Regions from separate parts of the Homo sapiens genome. Here regions 1 and 3 are each linked to region 2. Evidence: chromatin loops called from intact Hi-C (ENCODE). Cell type or tissue: heart right ventricle. All regions are shown on one strand.

Evidence for each region. A loop is a pair of places that touch in the nucleus more often than their neighbours do. Peaks named below come from ENCODE experiments on the same cell type or tissue, not always from the same donor. Only the 100,000 strongest peaks of a DNase experiment are listed, where the experiment ranks them.
Region 1: a loop joins it to region 2, with 13 times the contacts of the local background. A loop is called at or near these places in 60 of 110 quality-filtered maps.
Region 3: a loop joins it to region 2, with 4 times the contacts of the local background. A loop is called at or near these places in 15 of 110 quality-filtered maps.

The regions. Positions count from the first base shown.
Region 1 is chr1:162,798,927-162,801,426 of GRCh38, reverse strand. It overlaps HSD17B7 (hydroxysteroid 17-beta dehydrogenase 7), which reads right to left. Exons shown (of 9, transcript NM_016371.4): 5 at 1,490-1,684. Among named protein-coding and RNA genes, the nearest start is that of HSD17B7, 9.5 kb to the right of the region's middle. In heart right ventricle, a CTCF peak has its summit at 996 (motif pointing right); a DNase peak (open chromatin) is centred at 996.
Region 2 is chr1:162,612,681-162,615,180 of GRCh38, reverse strand. No RefSeq gene overlaps it. Among named protein-coding and RNA genes, the nearest start is that of DDR2, 19 kb to the left of the region's middle. In heart right ventricle, a CTCF peak has its summit at 1,331 (motif pointing left); a DNase peak (open chromatin) is centred at 1,376; H3K27ac peaks cover 898 bases.
Region 3 is chr1:162,755,472-162,757,971 of GRCh38, reverse strand. DDR2 (discoidin domain receptor tyrosine kinase 2) reads right to left here. Exons shown (of 18, transcript NM_006182.4): 7 at 2,203-2,308. Among named protein-coding and RNA genes, the nearest start is that of HSD17B7, 34 kb to the left of the region's middle. In heart right ventricle, a CTCF peak has its summit at 1,255; no DNase peak of the experiment used is centred here.

The sequences.
Region 1 (2,500 bases), 190 kb before region 2:
AATCTGTGAGGCAGGCACTATTACTATCCCTATTTTTCAGATGAGGAAACTGAGGCATAGGGAGATTAAATAATATGCCTAGGGTTACAAAGAGTCAGGATTCAAATTCAGTTCCCGAAAGTATGCTCTTAGCTTCAACTTTATAAGAGGCATGATTCAGGCTGGGCGCAAGTGCTGTAATCCCAGCATTTTGGGAGGCTGAGGCAGGCAGATACCTGAGGTCAGGAGTTCGAGACCAGCTTGGCCAACATAGTAAAACCCTGTCTCTACTAAAAACACAAAAATTGGGTGTGGTGGCACATCCCTGTAATCCCAGCTACTTGAGAAGCTGAGGTACAAGAATCACTTGAATTCAGAAGATAGAGGTTGCAGTGAGCCATGATTGTGCCACCGCACTCCAGCCTGGGCAACAGAATGAGACTCTGTCTCAAAAAAAAAGGGGGGCATCATTCTAAGAGCCAGAACACAGAATACCACCTGATAAAGGTAGCAATTCCAGAATAAGCCAGGTCTAGACCATCACATAAGAGTTATATTTCTATGTCTAATTCATGATCCAAGAAGCTCCGTTGAGGTAAAACATAATTCTTGATCATCATCTTATTTCACTTTCCTCCTCAACCCTAAACCTGGCCCAGTGCCCTAAACATGATAGGTCTTTTGTAAATGTTAGTGAAATTAAACTTCTCCATAGCCCCATACTCATAGAACACTGTCAATCAAAGCAAACAAAAGAAAATGTCCAAGGCGAAGACTGGAGATTTCCAGGTAAGAATTTAGACCTGGGCAACAGAGACATACAAAGAAGCAGTAAGGTGCAGACCATAGTGGCAACAAGGACTCAGTATGACCAACAAGGGTCACCATCCCCTGAAAAACATCCCATAAACTGAGATCCTCATAGAGACAGAGCTCTGGAGTCTTACCTAAAACCACCACTATCCAGAAGGTTTCATAACTACTTGACTGTCCTATAAACGTCTGCTATGACAAACACTAGGCGGCAGCATGGTACAGTGGGAAAAGTCCAAGCTATAAAGTCAAGACAGCCTCGGGCTCAATTCTGAGCTCTACCATTTACAAGTTGTGTGACCATCAGGTAAATGACTTAAGTTCTCCGAGATTTAGTGTCCTCATCTGAAAATGGTAATACTTAGACCCACCTCCATGTAATGAGGCAGGTATTTAATGACATACACAGACGAATACAGCACCTGAAACACAGCAAGTACCAACACAGTAGCTATTATCACTTTTAGTAGTGTCACTCTGTTAACATAAGTTAGAATTCCTGAAGAACCACAGAATGAACTACCTATAACTATAATGTCAGGAGCCAATTATCTCTGCCCTAACACTTTCATATACACCAAATATCAATCTAAACTATAAGAGTTAGTGGAAAGCCAGCTACCTTATTAGGAAATCAACAGCAGGTAATTAAGAGAACCCTCCTCTGCCATTTCCGTATCACTGAGACAGGCCTTACCTGCTGGTTGAAGTTCCTGTTCAAAGCCACACTCAAAAGGTCAGTGGCATATTTGGAAGAGCTGTAGGGTTCCTTGCCTTTGCTGTGCTGGAAGTCCTCGAGGCTGAAATTAGATTTCCTTGCACTGCGAGATGATGTCCAGATGAGCTGAGATGGATTGTCACTGTGACAGAGGAGAGGCTCCAGTTCCCGAATCTGGGTGAAAGAAAAAAAAAAAGTATTAAAATATACTGACAGAATACAGATAAAAATTTTGAAACCACTGTACTGTATGGTAAGAGATTAGGGTCAGAGACATCAGTATTAACTAGTTATCTAAAAGAGACATGAATTAGTTACACAGAAAAATATTTATAGATATGTATACATACATGAGTTAGTATGTACATATATATCTCTTAGTCTATCAGCAGAGAGGGTTTAGAAGACACTGATATCTCAGCAGCAATAAGCACCCAGATCTTGGTTTCTAATAACCATTCTCTGATAAAAGAAAACATATGGCTTTAGAAAAGTAGCTGATTCTAGGACTGAACAAGGAAATACACAAGATGAGTCTGAAGGATCTTGTAGTGCCAGATAGTAAGAAACTGCTCAAAACGAAAGCTAAAACAAAAAGAGAAAACCATAACAATGGGGGTGTGCCAAAGAGATACAGGAGCCAACTGAAAGCGTTCCCAGTGGCCAAAACTGAAAAAATTTGAGCAGGAAAATAAAATAGTATTTATAATTTCAAAGCAGAAAATACATAAACATGAGTCCATATGGATATAATAAACGACTGAATTAAAGACATAAATAAAGGAGAACTGACAATCTCCCTTGTGGAAAAAATCCAAATAATTTCTGTAGATAACCCACTCTTAAGGAGGTAGAGCACTAGCCAGTATGCATTGGCTGCACATAGTAACTTTCTTTCTTTTTCTCTTTTTTTTTTTTTTTTGAGACGGAGTTTCACTGTTGTTGCCCAGGCTGGAGTCCAATGGCATGACCTCGGCTCACCACAACTTC
Region 2 (2,500 bases):
GGCAGCATGAGAAGGATTCAATACCCTATTACTGGTTCTGAGATGTAGGCGCCATCTGCAAGGACCAGAGAGCGGCGTGGGGGAGCTACGGACAGCCCCAACTAACAGCCAACAAGGAAACAGGAGCCTCAGTCCCACAACCCCATGGAACTCCATGCTGCCACCTGAATCAGCGAAAAAAAAAAAAAACGGATTCTTCCTTCCCTAGAGCCTATGGGAAGAAACTCAGCCCTGACAACAACCTGATTTTAGCCTGATGGGACCTGTACCAGACTTCTGACCTGCAAAAATATAAGATAATTAAGTTTGTGTAGTTTAAACCACTAAGTTTGTGGTAATTTGTTATGGCAGCAATAAAAAAAAACTAAGACAACTGGCAAAAGTATAAATTAGTAAAATTCCCTAGCAATGCAAAAAAAAACAGTAATCAGAGCTTTAAGAATATTTATATTCTTTGACCAAATAATTCTATGTCTGGGAATCCATACTCAGGAAATACTTATAAATATGGAAAGCCTCTTATTAAAAAATATTTGTCACAGCATTATTTATATTATCAAAAAGCTGGAAGAAAAAAATTAATGTTCAACACTAAGTAAAAGGTTAACAAATCCACCTGAATAAACATGATTCAGCAAATAAAAAGTAGACTTATAAATATTAATTACACAATATGAGGAAATGTTTTTGCTATACTGTTAACTATTTAAACACTTTTTTTTTTTTTTTTTGAGACAGAGTTTCGCTTTTGTTGCCCAGGCTGGAGTGCAATGGCGCGATCTCAGCTCACCGCAACCTCCGCCTCCCGGGTTCAAGTGATTCTCCTGCCTCAGCCTCCCGAGTAGCTGGGATTACAGGCATGTGCCACCACCCCGGCTAATTTTGTATTTTTAGTAGAGACGGGGTTTCTCCATGTTGGTCAGGCTGGTCTTGAACTGCCGACCTCAGGTGATCTGCCCCCCTCTGCCTCCCAAAGTGCTGGGATTACAGGCGTGAGCCACCGCGCCCGGCTATTTATGCACTCTTTAAGGTACATAGAAAAGAAATACCTAAGAGAAAAATACACAGAAACAATAGCAGCTGCATTCGAAAAGAGGTCATTTTAAATATGCTATTTCTCTGCATTTCCAAGTTTCTATTAATGAACCTGGGTGCCCTTCATCTGCTGGTAGGACACAGAGGATCGAGGTATGGATGATGTCAGCATTTCTCAGACGGTCAAGCAGGTGGGCTTTTACTCAACCCTGTGTAACTTGGACCTGGGCTAAACATTCTCCTAAGGCTGAGGCGCTAATACCTGAGCATTTGAAAATACTGCCCTCTACTGCACAGAAATAGCCTTGCGGGAAAGGCTACAAAAAACAGTTAAACATGCCCAGCCGGGACAAGGCCCCCAGGAAGGCAGCCGACTCACAGAAACTAGCCTATAATACACTCAGAAAATAAGTGAAAAATCAAGCTATAAAACCCGGCTTAAGCAAATACATTCTGCTCCATGGCTTCAGATATTAGCTCATCATTACCCTCAACTTATGCTTATGCAAGCCCCCCTGACAGCAGGGCAGATTAGGGTAGGACAGGCAGTGGGGCTGAGGGCTGCTGCCACATTCCAGAGGATTCCAGACAGCTCCAGAAACAAGACCCTGGAGTATCATTTTTGGAAGCCCAACCAAATTTGGTTACGAGGATAGAAGAGTGAGACAAAAATAGCTTGCTACTAATAAACGTTAACCAAAGAGTACTATGGGCCTTTAATTTGATCACTATTTGGATATTCTTGTCTCTGATTAAGAATACGCCAATAAGCAAAGCAGTTAGTCTTACAACTTTGTTATGCAGGGGTAGGGCTCTCAACTTCCACCTGCAACCCAAGACAGGAACCGTAGGTTGTGGTTTTCTGCTTCTCACCCCCTGGAAGCAAGTTATCAAGAGCACCATTTCATTGCCCAACAGCTCTGTAAATGGGACCGGATAGAATTTAGTGTCCTCAGGCCCTTTGCTCTACTGAGGCTGTCTGAGCAGTGCCAAATTCAGCCTGCCAAATGCACTGCCCTTCAGTATGTTACGAGAATATAATAAAGGGAAGGGAAAGAATGTGAGAAAAACTTTTCCACTGAAACAATTACACTCACCTAAGTATAGCCCAACTCTACTTTCAAATGTTGATTCATTATTCCCAGAACTGCTCTTTGCCATCCCCTGCAAACACAACCCCCCCATATACAAACACACACATACAAACATACACTTTCCTATAAATAAAGAGGAAATATACCCTAAGTCCAAGAACAATAATTGGCTTTGGGCTGGTGTTGCATAAGCTTATTGTGATTCTTCTTAATTCGCACTAGCTTGAGCATGACCCTGGCGACAGCCATCTGGCCCTGATCACCATCTGGCACTCTCTCTCTTTGTGCTTTTGACCCTTCCTCCTCGGATACCACAGGCTGAGCCGTCTCATACCAATGGGCCCTTTTCCCAAACTGCTAATTGTGAAATT
Region 3 (2,500 bases), 140 kb before region 2:
CAAAATATATTTGTCGAATAAATAAATGTCATCCCCATTGTTTCAGTCACTTAGACTGTCAAACTTCATCTGACCCTTTTTCTCACCCTACTGTTTTGCCTCATACATCCAATCAGATTTCAAACATCCTAAATGAATATCTTTTCCTCATTCCCCACAGTCACGGTTATGGCCTTGGTCATTAATTCTTTTTACTTGGCAGAACTAAGAGTTTTAAAATGTTCCTCATAGCCTCCTCATTCCATTCCAATCTAACCTTTGCATGCTGCTTGATTAATCTGTCTAAAGCACAGCTCCAATCATGTCCTTCCTCAGCTTTAAAAATCTTCAATGACTCATTACATTAATGATAATGTTTATGAAGAATAAGAACAGCAATTTCTCCTCTTCCTCCTCCTCCACTTCTTGCTCCTTTTGGCTTTGACTTCAGGTTCCTTCAAAATATGGCATAATCTGCTTTGTTTTGCTTCTCCTGCACTACTTTGCCACATAAATATGGCCCGTGGTTAAATAAACTGTTGATTTCTCCCAGACAGTCCCCTAAACTTTATAACCATGATTCTTTTTTCCTCATGCTATTATTCCCTCTGCCTAAAATTCCATTTCAAGATTCTGCACCTGTGAAAGTACTACCCATTCTTTGGGACCCAGTTCAGATTTCATCTGTTCTACCATATCTTTACTGGTCCTTCAGTCAGAAAAATGATAATCAGATAACAACTTATATGTGCATAGCAATTTATCTTACGAAATGCTTTTCACACACATTTTAATCCCTTAAGCCTTGTAGCAAACAGAAGTAACTTTTATTATATGAAATCCAGATGTTTTCATCCCCATTTTTGTGCTTTCCTACTATAGTTTACTTTTTCCTTTGAACCCCAGAGCAGTCATAGGCTATCTCTTGCTCATATACTTGAATCATAGTAACTTATATTCTGTTTTAGCCCCTACTCCAAATTGTGAGCACTTTAAAGGTAGGATCAATGACTCCATTACCTTTGAATACCTAACATGCCTGGCCAAATTCCTTGTATATAGTAACAGTTGATTAACAAAGGCTTATTAAATTAAACTGAATTCGGTTGATCTCTGATTTCCTCTGTGCCTTGAATACATGCCTGTTGGGGTGTGACTGAGCGAAATTATGCCAAGACCGTTTAAGCAAAAAGGAAAGAACAGTGATTAAGAAGATGGAAAGGAAGTGACTAGGAGTAGAAGAGTGGATGAATCAGGTCTTCACCCAGGGGATGGCAGCTAGAGGGCAATAGTTCATTCTCCACACCTAAGCCAGTAGAAGGCTGTAATTCCACACTCCCTTCCTGAGACTCACTAGTATCTCCTTCTCTCGAGCCCTGTCAACCTCCATCATCTGGTCTGGTCTTCACGATGGACTGAATTCTCTCCCAGGCTCACTTTGCAGATGCAGACCAAGCTTAGAGAGAAAAGTGTTAGTGTGGGCTAGAAGAATGGCAAGGCTTAAAGGCTTGAAGTGAAACAGTATAGGTGGGAGCATCCTGTACCCAACCCTAAGTTCCTACTATATCTGGTCACACTTCTTTGCCATGGCACTCCTTTGATCCACTTCAGGCTTATCCATTGTTCCATTCTGTTCTTCTCAACTCCAGCTTCTACTATAGCCAGGTCAGTCTTGCCTTCAGCCCTGCTTCCTTTCTTCTGCTACCTTCTACCTACCTTCCTCTGCTACAATTCTCATCTTAACCTAGAACTTTCCTTGTCTATTGTAAGTCTTACTAGTCCCCTTTTTACAAATTTCAAAGCATTTATATGTATAAGGTCTATTCTTTCTGACTTCTTGACTTGCCCAGAGTATTATACTTATTACTTCAATTCTCTGGCCCTTTGTTTCCATAAGTAGGTCAATATTTGTGTCAGACTACATGTCCTGTTTTGAGGGTCAAAAATATGGCTATTATACTTAGAGCCATATCACAAACTTTAGCCATTACTTTGTGTAATTGATTGTTTTCTGGGTAATTAACTTGTCTTCCCAAACCGGGCTTTAAGTTCCCTGGAAATAAAGGTCATGTGTATTCCTTCATCTAAATTATTTCCAAATGCCTTGTACAAGAACTAAATAAATACTGATTGGTTGATTGATTATTGATCCCAAGACATGATAAAATATTATTCTTTCTTAGTGGCCAATTTCCCATTCTAATAAAGTTTCCCAGGATTTACCTGTATCCAACAGCTCCATCATAGACAGAATCATTCAGATAAATGATGGAACCTCCAGGGAGTACAAACTGCTGCCCAGCTGGAGCATTGTAAGACACCAAGCCATCTGCAAAGGAAACACAGCCAAGTGAGTGCCTACTGCTCAGGCCCATTACCTCAGGGAACTATGTGAGTTTCAAGGGTATAAGCTTGCACAGCGTGTCCAGCAGGACTCCATCTGGACACCGAGGGAAGACTTTGGAGGAGTGCCCCTCCATGGCAGTCAACGTAATGACTCTGAATGCATGACTCAGTGTGG